Linked DNA regions of Mus musculus: region 2 is linked to region 1. The links are chromatin loops, found by intact Hi-C in ENCODE. Cell type or tissue: heart. All regions are shown on one strand. Each heading gives the region's core, and the rest is flanking DNA. Links, peaks and the distances in the headings are about the cores only.

What was found. Hi-C counts contacts between places; a loop is a spot of excess contacts. Peaks named below come from ENCODE experiments on the same cell type or tissue, not always from the same donor. Only the 100,000 strongest peaks of a DNase experiment are listed, where the experiment ranks them.
Region 2: it touches region 1 in a loop (1.9-fold over the local background); 2 of 42 quality-filtered maps call a loop at or near these places.

What each region holds. Positions count from the first base shown.
Region 1 is chr14:103,811,245-103,820,608 of GRCm38, forward strand. Ednrb (endothelin receptor type B) reads right to left here. Exons shown (of 8, transcript NM_001136061.2): 7 at 8,687-8,795; 8 at 3,371-5,956. The coding sequence ends at 5,822. The region is part of intron 1 of Gm35197 (a long non-coding RNA gene); the gene reads left to right. Among named protein-coding and RNA genes, the nearest start is that of Ednrb, 29 kb to the right of the region's middle. In heart, for the core only: no CTCF peak of the experiment used is centred there; a DNase peak (open chromatin) is centred at 4,497; H3K27ac peaks cover 447 bases.
Region 2 is chr14:103,737,028-103,746,391 of GRCm38, forward strand. The region is part of intron 1 of Gm35197 (a long non-coding RNA gene); the gene reads left to right. Among named protein-coding and RNA genes, the nearest start is that of Gm35197, 23 kb to the left of the region's middle. In heart, for the core only: a CTCF peak has its summit at 4,342; a DNase peak (open chromatin) is centred at 5,284.

The DNA.
Region 1 (9,364 bases), core at 3,231-5,730:
GTCTTTGTATCGTGATCCCATGAGAAATTCTCTGCAAGTGGAAATTTCTGGTCCTTGGATAAGTATTTCTTTCCTATATTAATTCCCAAGTGCTTCTCAAAGTGGATGCCTGATTTTTACTGCGGCACATTAAGAACAGTTCGGTCTCTGTACCGCCCACTGCTTGGGTCATCCTTGTAGATTCCTATAAGTTTCCAGCGCATGAGGTTTCTAGCTTATCCCATGGAGGCTCCGCCCATTCATTTGTCTTTCCCAGCACTCTCTCCCTCCATCCTCCCCTGGCCTGATCTCTCCTGTTCCTGTACTCACCTCCCAACATAGACATGCCCCACCCCCAATCCGCCCCTGATGAGGATTCTATTTTCCCTCACGTGGAGAATTCATGTGTTCCCCTTGAGAGCTTCTTAGCTTTTCTTGGTCTGTGGATTGTAGCCTGGCTATCCTTTACTTTACGGCTAATACCCACTTATCAGTGAATACATACCATGTTTCTCTTCTGAGTCTGTGTTACCTCACTCAGGATGATCTTTTCTAGTTCCATCCATTTGTCTGCAACTATCAGGTTATGGCCATTTTTAACAACTGAGTAACATTTCATTGTGTAAATGTGCCACATTTTCTTTATTCTTTGGTTGAGGGACATCTCAGTTGTTTCTAGTTTCTGGCTACTATGAATAAAGCTGCTATGAATGTAGTTGAGCAAGCGTCCTTATGGTGTGGTGATGTGTCCTTTGGGTATATGCCCAGGAGTGATATAGTTATGTCTTGAGTTAGATCCTTTTCCAATTTTCTGAGAACTCACCATATTGATTTCCAAATTGGCTGTATATGTTTGCACTCCCAGCACCAGTGGGCGAGTGCTCCCCTTGTTCCACATCCTCCAACACGAGCTGTCACTGTAATTTTGATCTTAGCCATTTTGACAGTTGTAAGATGGAACCTAAGAGTCATTTTGATTTGCATTTCCCTGACTCCTAAGGACATTTCTTTAAATGCTTTTTGTTCTTTGATGCCTAGACCAATTGTCATCAAAGAGGCTTTACCTGGTAACTTAGGGAAACATGCAAAGCCCCTCAGCCAAACATGAGGCAGAGCTGGGGAATCCTGTGGAAGAGGGGAAGAAGAACTGCAGGAGCCAGAGGGGTCAAGGACACAAGAAAACCCAGAGAAACAACCAACACAGGGTCATACTGGCTAACAGAGAAGGAACTGACATCAGGGAGCCTGCACAGGACTGACCTAGGCCCTCTGCATAGATGCTACAGTTGTATAGCTTGGTCTTCTTGTGGGACTCCTAACAGTGAGAGCAGGGACTGTCTGACTCTTGCCTGCTTAGAGACCTTTTCCTCTTCCGGGTTGCCTAGTCCAGGCTTAATATGAGGGAAGGTGCCTCATCTTACTGCAACTTGATATCATCATGGTTGACAGCTATTCATGGAGGCCTGCCCTTTTCTGAATGGGAATGGAGAAAGAGGGGATGGGGGAGGGTGGAGAGGGAAAGTGGGAGGCAGGGACTTAGAGAAGAGAGAGAGATGAAACTGCACTCATTGCTTTGATTAAAAGTGTTATTTTTTACAAGGTCAATTTGTTGTTATTCAAGTCATGACATTACAAATGTGTATATATTTTCTACACAAGAAAGAAGTTATAGGAAGAACAGCAGTTGTTTTTTTTTTAAATTAAAAAGATTTATTTTTATTTACTATTTACTTATTATTATTTTTTAAGTATAGATGTTTTGACTGCAGGTATGTCTGCATACCTCATGCATGCCTGTAGTTGCCCAAGGGGGTTAAAAGTAGATGTCAGAACCCTTGGAAATGGAGGTTCAAGATGCTTGGGAGCCACACTGTGGGTGCCAGGGACTGAATTCAGATCCTCTATAAGAACAACCACGGCTATTAACTGATGAGCCATCTCTCCAGCCCTTCACAAGCATCTAACATCAGCGTTTTCTTGTAACTACCATTCATTTATCCCCAGAGGCCATTGTAGAGCTATAAATGCCTATGAATATCTTCCAATATACCAGGCATCTTTCAGTTTTTAACTTTTCTCTCGTTCAGCACTCTACTTTCTCCATTCTTCTGCTTTTATTGGACTGACTGCTTCTTAGACAAGCAGAAGTATTTGCAGTGCACCATGCTGACGTTAATCATTGAGTTTCCTGTGTTGAACTCACCTTTCCAGGGCTTCCTTCCCTGGTTTCCTTCCTGGTTCTCAGCTTACTGAGCACAGTCTGGTTGTCAGCTTACTGAGCAGTTTGGGAGAGGCCCTTCACATGCTATTTGTTGTCAATTTTAGCCTTCGGAGGTCTTGACTTTTGTCTTTTATCTCTTCTACCATATTTTCAAATTTCAAGAGCACTATCTGAATTTCTAAGTTTTCTTTTGAATATTAAGCACCTTGATTTGGTTTCCTTTGTCTTACATCTCTGGGAAAATCAAGCCTAATCATGTGGACTTTTTCTTTTGCTTCTTCATGCATCTCCCACATTAATTGCAAGTTTCCTAAGATGCTTATTGGCTTATTCACTCACTCATACTTTAAAATGTGGCACCAATACTTCACTTACAGCTTTTATGCATGCGCACAGAATGGAGATGGCACACACCCTGTTCAGAGAGAACTTTCCTTACTCTCTATGTGTACATAAGAAGGATCCCCAATATGTGAAATTAGAAAATGATCAACTGGGAAGGATGGCTAAGTATGTGTGATCAGAAAATGATCAACCATGAGTGATAGCTACATATGTGTAATAAGACATAGCAAGGCCATTATAGTGGCATTTAAATTCACTTTCCTTGATAATTATGTGTTTAACATAAATGATGTCCATTTACTGTTGGGCCCCATTTTGGCCCTGGTTTGGGCCTTGAGGATAAGCCCCAGCCTGGCTCGAGTTTCTGCAGCGTTGTGGGAGAGCCTAAGCCTGGCTCTAATTTTGTGACCTGCCTCAGTCACTTCTGTTATCAGAGTGACTCAGCAAGACCTGTTTGGCCCTGCCTTTGCCCTGTTGCTGATGTAGAGCTCTGCCATTGTCAGTCCCTCCATACCCTCTGTCACCATTCCATGTCTTCAATGTCATCTTACCCCACCAAAAATCCCCTCCCAATGTTCTGAACTTATTTAAGAGAGGCTGATGCCATAAAGTTGAGTTCCTGCTTCAACAAGACTCCCAGCTCGGTGCGTTTCTTTGGGCTGTGGACACTCACCATCCTGCTCAGCCCCAGAGAGACCCCGGTGGGCGGGACCAGCAGTTCTCTCCTCTCTCCTGGGCCTGCCGGCAAGGAGCAGGCACAGTTACAGCATCTCTATTCATTTTAATGATTGACTTAGGATTTATGAATGAGTAGCGAAAGATAAGCTGCTCTTTTAAACCATTTGAACGTTTATTGGTTTTGCTTACTCAACAAGAAGTTAGCAACGACACAAGCTGCCACTTTAGGTGACCAGAGCAAAACAAAACACAGTTATTTTACACGGCTTTATTACAAGTGCATGTTAGGTACAACACACCCGCATTTGGATGAAAACAGTGTTCCTTTGGCTGTTGCACATTATCAATACTGAAAATGTTTGAACACAGACCAAAAATAGCAGTAAATAATTTGGGAGAAAATAGGCTGAAGTCACTTACAAATCGTTTGACCTCTAACATCCTTGTTAACACTATTTTTATGCATTGCTATATTAGGCTACTTAAATGTTAGAAAATATGCTTTAAATTAGATGGTACCTTCTCTTATCTTGGTTTTAATTATGCAAGGGAATCATGTTTTTTTTCTTATCACCCTTGGTCTGTGTGCTAAAATTTTTAATAAAAAAGCCACTTAATATAGTTTTATTGTATATATTATGTGAATAGTATTCTTATGCCATTTCATAATTTGGCAGGACGATTATTGCCCATGAAGAGGGAAGGAACATCTGGGTTAAACAAAGATGTTAGGACTTAAGAATTTAGAACACAACAATAAAACCAATCTAAAACTTAGTAAAAATTAAAAATATATCCACGCTGTGAAACTACTGGGGAGCCAATAACTAACTTAAAATTGAAGATCTGGGGCGTCCTTTATGATTAAAAAGCAATCTGTACACACAAGAACTGTGGGTGACTCCTAAAGAGAGTCATGTGTCACGTGGATTCAGTATTGTTCTTGGTTTTTTACCTCATTGTCCCGTTTGGGTTTATTGTATTGTCACAATGATTTTGGTAGAAAACTGCATTGTTAAGCTCATTTTCAACATGTGGCCTGGGTTATGAAAAGAAGAGAAGAGAAGAGAAGAGAAGAGAAGAGAAGAGAAGAGAAGAGAAGAGAAGAAAGAGAAAAAGGAAGGAAGGAAAATCTGTTATATTTTAAGACAAGGTTAAAGCTCTCGGGCTTGGTTTGTTCCCGAGTCACGCTGAGAACGCTGCGCTTTGTTTTGCTGGAGCCGAACCAGGACCTTTCACACCGACATGACGTGGCAGTGACGAACACAGGGCTAAGAATGGGAATATTTCCCCACGGGCTTCCTCTGGCCCCACCTCATTTCCTCTCTCTTCAGTTTTCTCTTGGGCATTCTTTCACACACCGCTCATCCGGAGTGAACCTAAGGCACGTCGTGGAAGGAGATTAAAAAAAAAAAAAAAAAACCTAGACAAGAATGCGCAAAGAGGAGGATCTTGCAGACCCCGAAGCAGTTTGGCTTCTACGTTTTAGAAAAAGCACCATGTCCAGAACGCCTTTCTATTGGCTATTTTCAGGAATAACATAAAAAGTTGGTAGTATGCCTCCGAGAGAGCTGGTTACAGTGACTATTTTCTATGGCGTTAAACCACGGTATTTTCGCTATCATATTGTGCTGTGGACCATTTTCTCTACAGCATGGCTGAAAGGATGCTCCCTGCTTCTTTGCCATGTGGACACTGCACCGGGCAATTCACATTCTGTCTATAACCGGGTTACTGGCATCTCTTTGTCAGAAAGCTACGAACGCTGGGACCTGCCCTTTGTTAAGTCCTCTACGTGTAGTGCTTATAGCTAATAGCTAAGTATTTACAGATGATGAAGTTGAACACATGGAATTTAAACTTCAATCATGAAAGGATATTTGAAAGAACTTTAAAGAAATCATAGGTAGTGTTCTGTTTTGTGTCTTTCTGCAGAGTATGTGTGAGGGAATTTCAGAAGTCTCAGGCATAGCAGCTCACGCTTTCCCATGTTTTCTCTGTGGCATTCGCAGGCTGTCTTTTCTTCCCCCGAATTCTGATCATTTCAATGTTGGTAATGACCAAAAAAGTTTACCAACCATATTGCCTTTTCTTTTGCATATAGTTACAATCAGATTAGTGGGTATGATAGTATGCATAAAAATTTATTAGTTTTTTTTTTTTTAAGTTTCAAATTAAGCAATTGAAACTTCGTTTTAAGAATTGTTTTGCAATGTCATGCTTTCTTGAATCCAGATTCATAGGACTGGATAATAAACTCCTGAACAGAACTTCAGTGAAGTTCTCGTTTTTTTAAACGTAAGTGGCATGTGAACGCACTAGGGGCTTTTAAGAGCTCTGCTGAAGTGCTGACTAAGAATCTAAGTGCTTCCCCACGGAGGAGGGCTTCATTCCTTCCCACAGCTTTCTTAGGTTGTAAACAGCCCGTGAATATATCCGGTGTTGAGCGTCAGAACAGTTAAAAATAATCCCTCTCACACGCGCGCACACCTTTCTGCTAGCATGGTTTTTTCCATTTTGATTTGGCAACGGTTTCATTTTGTTTTAATGGTATCTGTCCACAATGAGGACAGTGAGATTCGGCGAGTGTTCTTGCCTTCAAGACGAGCTGTATTTATTGCTGGACCGGAAGTTGTCATATCCGTGATCGTTGGCTTTGAACTTCAGGCAGGACTGCTTCTCCTCCAAGGACTGCTTTTCCTCAAACGTTTGGCACCAGCAGCACAAACATGACTGTATGAAACAGAACGACCATTACATGCGTACTCAGGCACACGGCCACCGCTCTGCTCTTCTTGCGCTGGGGCTCTGACTATCCTTGCAAGTGTGGGGTTCCGGTTCCCTCTCTTTCCATACCCCCTTTACCCCCCCCCCTTAAAAAAGAGATGCAATTAAGGCCAGCAAGATGGCCTGGAGACATGTTTGAGCACTAGAACTCATGGTGGAAAGAGAACAGACATCTGAAAGTTGTCTATGTGCACACACACATGCACATGTGTGTGTGTGTGTGTGCACAGATTCTGATACACACATGCACACACACACACATAGTAGCACTTATGCATCATGTGATGCATATATACCTTGCATTCACACAATAGTAATAAATAAAATTTTTAGAAATTGAAAAGGCGATCACATTTGTGGGATGTGCTAATTTTTTGCAACTATGAAGTACAAAGAAAAAAAAACTTATGGAATTAACATTACTTAAGAAACAGTCACTAATTGTTTTTAGTATATGTGTGTATCTCTCTCTCTCTCTCTCTCTCTGTGTGTGTGTGTGTGTGTGTGTGTGCGCGCACCACACAAGAGGCCAGAGGAGGGTGTCTGTTGTTTCTTTCTATTGCTTTTTCTCTTATTCTCTTGAGACAAATCTCTCATTGAACCTGAAGCTCACTCACTCTGTCTGCCTAGCTGACTGATCAGGTGTCTTTAGGATTTCTTTGTCTCTGTCCTGTAAAGCTAGGGTTACAGGTTTAGGCAGGCAAGCCTGGCTTTTTACAGGGGAGCTTGGGTTTGAACTCATGTCCACAAGCTTGCTCACCAAGTGCTCTTTCCTGCTGAGTCATCTCTTTAGCCCCGAAAGCCACCTTAACTTTTGACACTTTATCTTATTTACTTGGAAATCGATTCTTGATGTGTCACAACAGTGAAAGTCAAACATTTTTTCTTCGAGAACACAAATACTACAATTGCACACGTGCCTGTGTTCAGACTTAGGTAACTAGTGTCTGTGCCCCATAATCTGCTTTTCCTCACTTGACACTGACATACATTTCCTCCCATGTCAATGAGTTTAATACTGCCTAGCTATTTGAAACCTACATGTTACTCTTGCGTGCATTTTCCATATTGTTGTGCTATGAATTTATAAAGGATGCAAGTACCTTGATTTTATTTTTCCACTTTTCACTGGAGTTTTTAAATTTTTAAAACTCTGTTCAGTCCGTTTGTTTTATGATAGTCTATGGGTCTAAGCAAATAGGTTTTCTGTTTGTGTTATGATAAACTCTATGCTCAGGGAACTAGCGGGGTTTCTGTTCTGTAAAGAAAGGAGTTGGTTTGGATAAAAGTTCTCTTCCATCACTAATTTCTTAGTTATGAATGGGCAAGGATGTTTTCAACTATCTCAGTGTTTACGAGGAAATGAATTTTGATTTTCAGATAATGAAATACCAGTGACAGTGTCCATTCTCTTGCGAGGGGAGGCATATTTTACTTGGTGTTGCATTATTGAGAGAATGGCTGAGTGGAAGAATGGGTGTCATATTGCCAGCATCTGAGGTAAGAAGGTAGACTTATATTCTACATGGAGTAGCAGATTGCCACTACACATAGATGGGAGGAAGGATGGAGTAGAAATGATCTTAATTTTTTATACTTACTATGTGTGTGTGGGTGAGGTGGGGGAGATGTGTGTGATGCCCCAGAGGAGGACATTGAGTGTCCTGATCTATCCCCCACCACCTTATTTCCCTAAGACAGTGTCTCTTACTGAACCTGGAGCTAAGCTAATGCCTACCAATCTCCAGAAATCCTATCACTAGAATTATAGGCATGTGGGTAGCCATGCCTTATATCCCCCGCCCCTCCACTGCCCTTCTTTCTTTGGTGTTTTAAGATAGGACCTTACTGTATAACTCAAACTGGCCTTGAAAGCAGAGAGATCTTTTCTTCCCCTCACCCAGCACGGCATGCCCCACTTTCCCCATCAGTGCTGGGCACTGGAACCTTTACCCACCTGCAGAGCAAGAACCCTTACCCTCTGAGCCATCTCCTAGCCCTTGACTTTATTCCCACCGTCCATGAGAAAAAGAGATTAACTTTCTTATAACCCAAATTGTAGTTGAACAATAAAAAAAAAAGTCTACCAAGATCAGAGGAACACTGCATCTAACTGGGTTTCATTCTTATCTGACTACATGACAGTGATTATCAATATATGTAATTTTATTAAGCTACACAATTCTAATAGTACTGGTGAGTGGCTAAGGCATCAGGGCATGGCTTACTATTGTCAAGGATTTATAAGCAAATATTTCCTATAGTGCAAAAGTGATATTTACAAACATCACATATGCAGGGCAGTGGTGGCATGCATCTTTAATCCCAGCACTTGGGAGGCAGAGGCAGGCAGATTTCTGAGTTCGAGGCCAGCCTGGTCTACAAAATGAGACCCAGGACAGACAGGTCTATACAGAGAAACCCTGCCTCAAAAAAACCAAAACCAATCAAACAAACAAACAAACAAAACAAAAAACAAAAAACAAAAAACCAAAAAAAAAAAAAAAAAAAAAAAAAAAACCAACAACAAAAAAACCCAACCCATCACATATATCGCAAGGCAGGGAAAATTAGCAATCTTCCAGCTCTCTCTAGATAGCAATATTGGTGTGTTTTTTAAAGCCTATATTTGATGCCAGATCACAGGAAACATTTTATTTTAGAAGAGTTTCTTACCTTAAAGCAGTTTTTGAATCTTTTGCTCACCAAATACAGAGCGATTGGATTGATGCAGGAGTTCAAAGAAGCCATGTTGATACCAATGTAGTCCAAAACCAACAAAAAGCTGAAAGAAACCCAAAGTTGTCTTTAAAGATTACATCCCTCCAAGTGTGTATTTAACTTGCACCTTTATGTTTTTATGAAGAAAGCCCAAATCACCTACATGCAATAATTTTATTTAGCCACTGATTTACCAGCAGAGGTGCCTGTCTGTGTCTCTGCCTGCCTGTCTCTTTCTCCGTCTGTCTTTGGCATCTCCACTGCCCTATCCCACCTTCACCACCAATATGCAGCATTTCTTTTAAAAATAAGATTCTCATTTGGAAGCGAGGGAGGACTGATCTGAACATTGATGTCTCCGATCTGACACTTTTCATCTTGTCACTCATCACTTTGACGACTGTGCCTACATTCCCAAGGCTTTTCCAGGCCCTCTAATTTACCCCATCTAGAGCAATTGCCAATCGAAAATCGGTCTTAATTGGCCTCGGTGGATAAGAAAATAGTATTCTTTCTGCCTATTAGATGGATTGATAATGGGGAAGCAGCTGGATGACAATTCCATAATTGTTTCTATTCTCTCTCTTTCAATCTAAGTTAGCACAGGTTACTGAGTTTCATACATACATATGA
Region 2 (9,364 bases), core at 3,024-5,523, 74 kb before region 1:
TTGAATGAAGGGGTGGCCAGGTTCCGCTGAGGAAGGATCTTGATAAGACACTCAAAGGTTTTGCTGTTACCCTTTCTCCAGTTCTTCCCCAGAGGGACCTACGGCCTTTTACAAGGGTAACTGTACACTGGGGAAAAGGAAATAATCAGACTTTTCGGGGTCTGCTGGATACTGGTTCTGAGTTGACACTGATCCCAGGGGATCCCAAGAAACATTGTGGCCCTCCAGTTAAAGTAGGGGCTTATGGAGGGCAGGTGATTAATGGAGTTTTGACTGATGTCCGACTCACAGTAGGTCCAGTAGGTCCCCGGACACATCCTGTGGTGATTTCCCCAGTTCCAGAATGTATAATTGGGATAGATATACTCAGAAATTGGCAGAATTCTCATATTGGTTCCCTGAACTGTAGAGTGAGGGCTATTATGGTTGGAAAGGCCAAATGGAAGCCTTTAGAGTTGCCTCTGCCAAAGAAAATAGTGAATCAAAAACAGTATCGTATTCCTGGAGGAATTGCAGAAATTACTGCCACTATCAAGGACTTGAAAGATGCAGGGGTGGTGGTTCCCACCACATCTCCATTTAACTCTCCTATCTGGCCAGTGCAGAAAACAGATGGATCATGGAGAATGACAGTTGATTACCGAAAACTAAATCAGGTAGTAACTCCAATTGCAGCTGCTGTACCAGATGTAGTTTCCTTACTTGAGCAAATTAACACATCTCCTGGCACCTGGTATGCGGCTATTGATCTGGCAAATGCCTTCTTCTCAGTACCTGTCCATAAGGACCACCAGAAGCAATTTGCTTTCAGTTGGCAAGGCCAACAGTATACCTTCACAGTTTTGCCTCAAGGATATATTAACTCTCCTGCCCTGTGTCATAATTTAGTTAGAAGGGATCTTGATCGTTTGGATCTTCCACAAAATATCACATTGGTGCACTATATTGATGACATTATGCTGATTGGACCAAGTGAGCAGGAAGTAGCAACCACTTTGGACTCATTGGTAACACATATGCGTATCAGAGGATGGGAAATAAATCCAACCAAAATTCAAGGACCATCTACCTCAGTGAAATTCTTAGGAGTCCAGTGGTGTGGGGCATGCAGAGATATTCCTTCTAAGGTGAAAGATAAGTTATTGCACCTGGCCCCTCCTACAACCAAGAAAGAAGCACAACGTTTAGTGGGTCTATTTGGATTCTGGAGACAACACATCCCTCACTTGGGTGTGTTACTTAGGCCTATTTACCAAGTGACTCGGAAAGCTGCTAGCTTTGTGTGGGGCCTGGAACAGGAGAAGGCCCTTCAACAGGTCCAGGCTGCTGTGCAGGCTGCTCTACCACTTGGACCATATGACCCAGCAGACCCGATGGTACTTGAGGTGTCTGTGGCTGATAGAGATGCTGTTTGGAGCCTCTGGCAGGCCCCTGTAGGTGAATCACAGAAAAGACCTTTGGGATTTTGGAGCAAAGCTCTGCCATCATCTGCAGACAACTATTCTCCCTTTGAAAAACAGCTCTTGGCCTGCTATTGGGCCTTAGTGGAAACTGAACGTTTGACAATAGGACACCAAGTTACTATGCGACCTGAACTACCCATCATGAGCTGGGTACTATCAGACCCTGCAAGTCATAAAGTGGGACGCGCACAGCAGCAGTCTATTATCAAATGGAAGTGGTATATACGTGATCGGGCCAGAGCAGGTCCTGAAGGCACAAGCAAGTTACATGAAGAAGTTGCTCAAATGCCTATGGTTTCTACTCCTGTTACAATGCCATCTGCTGCCAAGCATGCACCTATAGCCTCATGGGGTGTTCCCTATGATCAACTGACCGAAGAGGAGAAGACTAGAGCCTGGTTTACTGATGGCTCTGCACGTTATGCAGGCACCACCCAGAAGTGGACAGCTGCAGCATTACAACCCCTTTCTGGGACAACCTTGAAAGACACAGGTGAAGGGAAATCTTCACAGTGGGCAGAACTTCGGGCAGTACACATGGTATTACAGTTTGTTTGCAAGAAGAAATGGCCAGATGTACGATTATACACTGACTCATGGGCTGTAGCCAATGGATTGGCTGGATGGTCAGGGACTTGGAAAGATCACAATTGGAAAATTGGTGAGAAAGACATCTGGGGAAGAAGTATGTGGATAGATCTCTCCAAATGGGCAAAGGATGTGAAGATATTTGTGTCCCATGTAAATGCTCACCAAAAGGTGACTTCAGCCGAGGAGGAGTTCAATAATCAAGTGGATAAGATGACCCGTTCTGTGGACAGTCAGCCTCTCTCCCCAGCCATCCCTGTCATTGCTCAATGGGCACATGAACAAAGTGGTCATGGTGGTCGAGATGGAGGTTATGCTTGGGCTCAGCAACACGGGCTTCCACTCACCAAAGCTGACCTGGCTACTGCTGCTGCTGATTGCCAGATCTGCCAACAGCAGAAACCAACACTGAGCCCCAGATATGGCACCATTCCTCGAGGTGACCAGCCAGCAACCTGGTGGCAGGTTGACTACATTGGACCACTTCCTTCGTGGAAAGGACAGCGTTTTGTTCTTACTGGAGTAGATACTTATTCTGGTTATGGATTTGCCTTTCCTGCACGTAATGCCTCTGCTAAAACCACCATTCACGGACTGACAGAATGCCTCATCTATCGTCATGGTATTCCACACAGTATTGCTTCTGACCAAGGAACTCATTTCACAGCCAGAGAAGTACGACAGTGGGCTCACGATCATGGAATTCACTGGTCTTACCACATTCCCCATCATCCTGAAGCAGCTGGGCTGATAGAAAGATGGAATGGCCTTTTGAAGACGCAGTTACAGCGCCAATTAGGTGGTAACAGCTTGGAAGGCTGGGGCAGAGTTCTTCAGAAGGCAGTATATGCTTTGAATCAGCGCTCGATATATGGTACAGTTTCACCCATAGCCAGGATTCATGGGTCCAGGAATCAAGGGGTGGAAAACGGAATAGTTCCACTTACTATCACTCCTAGTGACCCTCTAGGAAAATTTTTGCTTCCTGTCCCCATAACTCTAGGTTCTGCTGGCTTAGAAGTTTTGGCTCCAGAGAGGGGAGTGCTCCTACCAGGAGCTACAACAAACATTTCATTGAACTGGAAGCTCAGACTTCCCCCTGGTCATTTTGGGCTTCTAATGCCCTTAAACCAACAGGCTAAAAAAGGAATAACAGTGTTAGGAGGGGTGATAGATCCAGATTACCATGGGGAAATTGGATTACCTCTTCACAATGGTGGTAAGCAAGATTATGTCTGGAGTGCAGGAGATCCCTTAGGGCGTCTCTTAGTACTACCATGTCCTGTGATTAAAGTCAATGGGAAACTACAACAGCCTAATCCAAGCAGGATGACAAAGGACGCAGACCCATCAGGAATGAAGGTATGGGTCAATCCTCCAGGAAAAGAGCCAAGACCTGCTGAGGTGCTGGCTGAAGGTGAAGGAAATACAGAATGGGTAGTAGAGGAAGGTAGTTATAAATACCAATTAAGGCCACGTAACCAGTTGCAGAAACGAGGATTATAAAGTAATATGAATGCCCATTGTAAATTTACTAATGCGTTTGCGATTGTACGAGGGATAGTTATATCATGTTAGGCGTATTTACAACCTTGTTATTGTTTCATGTGAACATGAGATATTATTTGTGTCAAGTTGACAAGGGGTGGATTGTAGTGGCTATTCCTGGTTGTCAACTTGACAATATTTGGAATGAACTACAATCCGGAATTGGAAGGCTCACCAGTGACCCTTATCTGGAGGCTTGGAGATCCTTATCTGGATCTTGGTTTGAAGATCTTGAGCCATAGTGGCTATGGATTCCAGAAGATTGAATCTCCGAGTTAAGGAACACACCTTTAATCTGGGCTATGCCTTTCATCTGGGATTAAAGGTGTGGTGGAACACACCTTTAATCTGGGCTACACCTTTTGCTGGAGACAATATAAGGACATTGGAAGAAGGGAGTCTAGCTCGAGCTCTTGCTCCTTCGCCTGCTTGCTGCGTGAGACTGAGTAACTGCTAGATCCTTGGACTTCCATTCACAGCTGCGACTGAACAATTGTTGGGAATTGGGCTGCCGACTGTAAGTCATCAATAAATTCCTTTACTATTTAGAGACTATTCATAAGTTCTGTGACTCTAGAGAACCCTGACTAATACACAGCTCAACCACTGCATCTCCTAAGGTGTTACTGAGAGGGTAAATGGACCCCATGTTTGTCGCTGAACACTCATTCTAGAGAAGGAAACTCTATTTCCTCGTATTATACATGAAAGCACTTCAACTTCAGAATGCCGCTGTCCACAGGGAGCGCTGTGCTTCTGTCACAAATAAGTGCAGCTTATAAAGGACCGAGTTTACTTGAGCCCCCAGGTTTGGAGTCTTCGGCTGACTGCCAGGAAGGATCTGGGTTAAGTACACCATGACAGAAAGCTGCTCACCCCAAGGTCTGAATGCAAAGGGAACAGAAGGACAGACAAGATCCCAGGATCCTCTGAAGTTATATTCGATCTGAAACCTCCACTGGACCCTACTCTGGTGATGACCTAGTCACCCCTAGGCTGCCCTGGAATAGAGCTGGAGATCAGGGTTTTTATAGGTAGGGAGCTGGTGCAGAACCACGTGGTCACAGTCAGCGGCTTCTTCCCATTGCGGTTTTACTTCATCTTCTTCTAGCGTTGACTCTATTCCTGCAGAGAGCTGTTCTGTTTTCTTTTGAAAATCCCTCAATATTTTCTGAATCCCCTTTTCCATTCTTCTTTCTCCCTGTTATCCCCTTTTCCCCCTTAAATTTACAAATGACACTTACTTATTTTAAGGGGAAAGGAGACATTTTTAGTGCTTAAGAGAAAGCTTAAACCAACGATAGCCAGGACAGATGATTGTTGAGAGGAATTTCCTACCAGGCAACTTCCTGACTCACCTCTGAGTGGTCCACCTTCCTGTGGATGGCAGGAACTTCCTGTTCCTTTTTAGCAGACAGGATAAATGCAAAGCAAACAAACAACAAACAAACAAAACAATCTTGTATCAAGTCGTATGAAGTTTAACCTCGTAATCTCGTTCAAATTCCTCACTTTCTCTATCTGCATTAGCATCTTTTTACCTGGAACATTTGAACCCTAGACACACACCCCTCCCCCTTTTCCAGATGTGACTGAGCCCTGATAAACTCTTTATGCCCTGCTCTGAGATCTTTTCCAGCAGTTGTCCCATTCGTATAGCACTGCTGAGGACGTCTGGACACAGTGACAAATGACGGTATTTTGGGAAGCACGCTCTCAGACGGAAGCGTAGTGGGTGAGGTTGCCTCTTTTGTTTATTGTTTTGTGAAGGTGCAGGAGTCTGAGAGACAAAATGTACTCCAAGGCATTCTCGCTCCCAACCCCACCCCTTCCCAAGACAGGAGATCTCTCTCGCTCTGGCTGGTGGTCTGGAACTCAGTCTGTAGACCAGGCTGCTCTTGAACACATTGATGTGTGCTCTCCTTTGCCTTCCAAATGCTGGGATTAAAGGTGCTTGGTACTAAACCCAAAAGGCCTGTTTGGTCTTCCTCTGTGTGTCCCTGTTTCTCTCTCTCTTTGTCTATGTCTCTGTCTCTGTCTCTGTCTCTGTCTCTGTCTCTCTCTCACTCTCTGAAAGAGAATTGTATTATATAGCCCTGGTTAGCTTGGAACTCTCTTTGTAGAGAGACGACAACTAGAAACTAGGCTGGCCTTGAACTCAGGTGCTGGGATTAAAGGCCTGCCCACACAGGTGGTTGTTTTTGAGGTATCCTTTGAACAAAGCTACAGCCTCTGTTTTCACTTCAGTCGCGTTTGCCACGCTCAGCTGCTGCTCTGTGGAAAGGAAGGAGCAGGCTTGTGTGTCACAGAAGAAAGCAGGACTCACACACAGTCTGCGCTTTAGCTATTGTCTCAGCTGGAAGCAGACGGATTTTCTGTGCCTGCGTTCCCCGGGTAGTCTTCAAGCACTCGTGTGATCTCCTAAGCACCTATGATTTATAATTTGAATGTGGCCAAAGCTTGTGCCGCAAAGTTTTGGTGTAGTCTAAAAGGGATGCTTTGAACTTAATTACAGAAGACTGCCGAGACGTGATGGTGTAAAGTGAGGTTCAAATATTCTGAGTTGAGCTCAGTGATGAAAGTTTGAAACCTGAGAAATGCATACATACTCAGAGGCTGCACTGATGTTCTGGGATAAGGCACGGAGTGGATGCCAGGAACTCAGAACTCTGAGACGCCTTGTCCGTTTGCCCTTTAATTTTCATCTGTCCCTTGAAAAGAAGGAGTGGCGGTAAAACCACGGGATCCCTTCTAGGTGAACCTGGACACGCATCAGGTTGAGTTGCAGGAGAAATCCAAGTGGCAGATGTTGAAACCAGATCTCAGTGCAGTCCTGTTAGACAGAACCATCTGTCTGGGCATGGTGACACCTGTCATCCCAGCACTGGGGAAGCAGAGGCAGGAGGGTTCAGAGCCAGCATAAACTCCACTGTGAGTTAAAGCCACTCAGAGATACATGCATGGTGAAACCCTGTCTCAAAAACTGAAAGACTCGTCATTATAAAGCATAGGATATTTACAAAACCGTACCACGAGTTAAAAATAATGACATCTTTGAACCACATTTTGCCCTATGTGATGGGCGTGTGAGAAGTGTATTAGTAATTTTAAACAATGAAAGCAAATAAAGCAAGGCCAGTCTAATTCCCTCGCTACAGACTGCTCATCAGTAAGGGTTTTGTGCGCTGAATCTTTAATAAGTCAGTCTTATATCCTACTAAAAGTTCTGAGATTTTTAGAAGATGTGAACAGTGACATATCCAGGTTGACAGCTCCTTTTCTACCTCAAACGAACAGACAGACAGACTGACCGCAGAGAAACAAGCCCCATATTCCAAAGGAATGGCTCCCAGCAGCCAACGGTTCTTACCTGGGAATCCTCACACAGAAATGAAGAAGTCATACGCAGGAGTCATGTCCTGACTCCGTCACCTATTATCTGTGCTGTAATTGGGAATACATCAGTCCCTTCCTTCTACACTTGTATCAGTTCTAGGAATTGTGGGTAACTTGTATCAGTTCTAGGAATTGTGGGTAAAGCTGTCCCCTTCTCTAGTGAGATGGTGGCCTGTGGCGGCTGTTGAGAAGAAACCCGTTGCAGAGCATTGCAATCCATCTACCAGAACAATTAGTAAACGCTTTTCAGGTCCCTGTAATACCATAAAAGGAAATTCGTTAGGCCTGTGCTCTACTCTGAACTTCCCGAGAAATTCATGGATGTGCAAAATTTTAAGGCCCGAGGTATAATCATACACGCCACAGACTCATTGCTGCTCTCTCTGCTCCCAATAGCAAAGATATAGAACCAGCCTGTGGTGGCTGGAATTGAATGAACCCCATAGGCTCATATATTTGAATACTTGGTCCCCAGTGTGGGGAATTGTTTGGGAAGGATCAGGGCATGTGACCTTGTTGGGGGAGGTGTGGAACTGGGGCAGGGTTTGAGGTTTTGATAGTCTAGGCCATTCCCAGTTAGTTCTCACAGCATCTGCGTGTGAGTCAGATGGCAGTCCACAGTCACTGCTCAGTGCCCTGCCTGCCCACCTGATGCTGGGCTCCCTGCCATGACTGTCAGGGACTCTAACTCCTGCAACCATGAGCCCCAAATTAGAAGCTTTATTTTATAAGTTGCCTTGGCCGTGCTATTTTGACTCAGTAAGAGCAAAGTAACCAAGACACAACCTCAGCATGCAGCAACGGATGCAAGAACAGAGGAAATGTGAATGATGCTGGGCTATTCAGTCTATAGGAAGAAGGAAGCCCTGCCGTTTGTCCCAACATGAATGACTTTAGAGGATACTAGATTGAATGCAATAAGCCCAGCACAGAGAGACAAGGGGCAGTTGCTCTCACTCAACGTGTGTAATTGACAGAAGCTGATCTTGTGAAAGTAAGGAGAAGAAAAGTGGTTACCAGAAGTGTGGGAGGCTGAAGGAGAGGCTAGTACAGCGACGTCACTCACTAAGTACAAGGTTACAGGTGGTGGAAATAAACCCCAGACTTCCTCAGGGAGGAGCTTTAGGACACTATCACCACAAGTAAATGATAAATGGCTGAGGTGATGGATATATGGAGTACCCTGATATGATTATTACACAATACATGTGAATACCTAAACCCTGTACCTGACAATATATACATGATTATATGCCTATATATAATTAAAACAGAATAATTAGAATTGCTGTCTTTTTTTTTTCTTCTTCGTGGTAAGATCAGAAGCCTTTTAGCACAGAGCAGATACGTACATTTGTGATGGTTTATATATGCTTGGCCCAGGGTGTAGTACTACTAGGAGGTGTGGCCTTGTTGGAGTAGGTGTGTCACTGTGGGTGTGGGCTTAAGATCCTCATCCTAGCTGTCTGGAAGCCAGTATTCTCCTAGCAGCCTTCATATGAAGATGTAGAACTCTCAGCTCCTCCTGCACCATGACTGCCTGGATGCTGCCATGTTCTGCCTTAATGATAATGGACTGAAACTCTCTTTGAACCTGTAAGCCAGCCCCCATTAAATGTTGACTTTATAAGAGTTGCCTTGGTCATGGTGTCTGTTCACAGCAGTAAAACCCTAAGACAACATGAGACCAGGTTATCTCATGGATGATGGCCTTGTTCTTTCGGGTGTTTTTGACAGCTTAGTCTAGAGGTTTGATCAGCAGGCTTTTCTCATTTAAACCAGCATTACTTGAGTATTTGAGGTTGTTTAGGACAGTGTTACTTAGCCGACTAAAAATGTTTAAAGCCTATATACTTTTCAACATTTTCTTTAAAGTTGGTTGGTTAAAGTTAAAAAAAAACATAGTCACTATCTTCCTAAACAATTATTCTATACAGCGACTTTCAGATTATGTTCCTGTACACACCCAGGTCAAGTAGATAGGGTCACCTCATGGACCATGGCTAATGCAGTGTGTGGCGTGAGGTGTGTGGTGTGTAGCGTGTGGTGTATGGTGGTTATTTCCACTGCACAGTGGAAACTTATCCTTTTTTTCTGTGCAAGTACCTTGTCTACCTGGAAGTTACCCAGTACCGTAAGAGGAGAGGCTAGATAATAGTTCTGTGTCCTCATCTTTCTCAGAATGAGGAACGCAGCTTTATTCTGTAAGGTGATGTAGCTCCTGTTGAGGGAGTGGGGCTGAGGATGAAAACATGTCAGCCCAGGAGTCCAGCTGTTCGTGAGGGAGGGACTTTGTAGTGTGCTGTCACCCACTGGGACCTGTGTTGAGGGAGGGACTTTGTAGTGTGATGTCACCCACTGGGACCTGG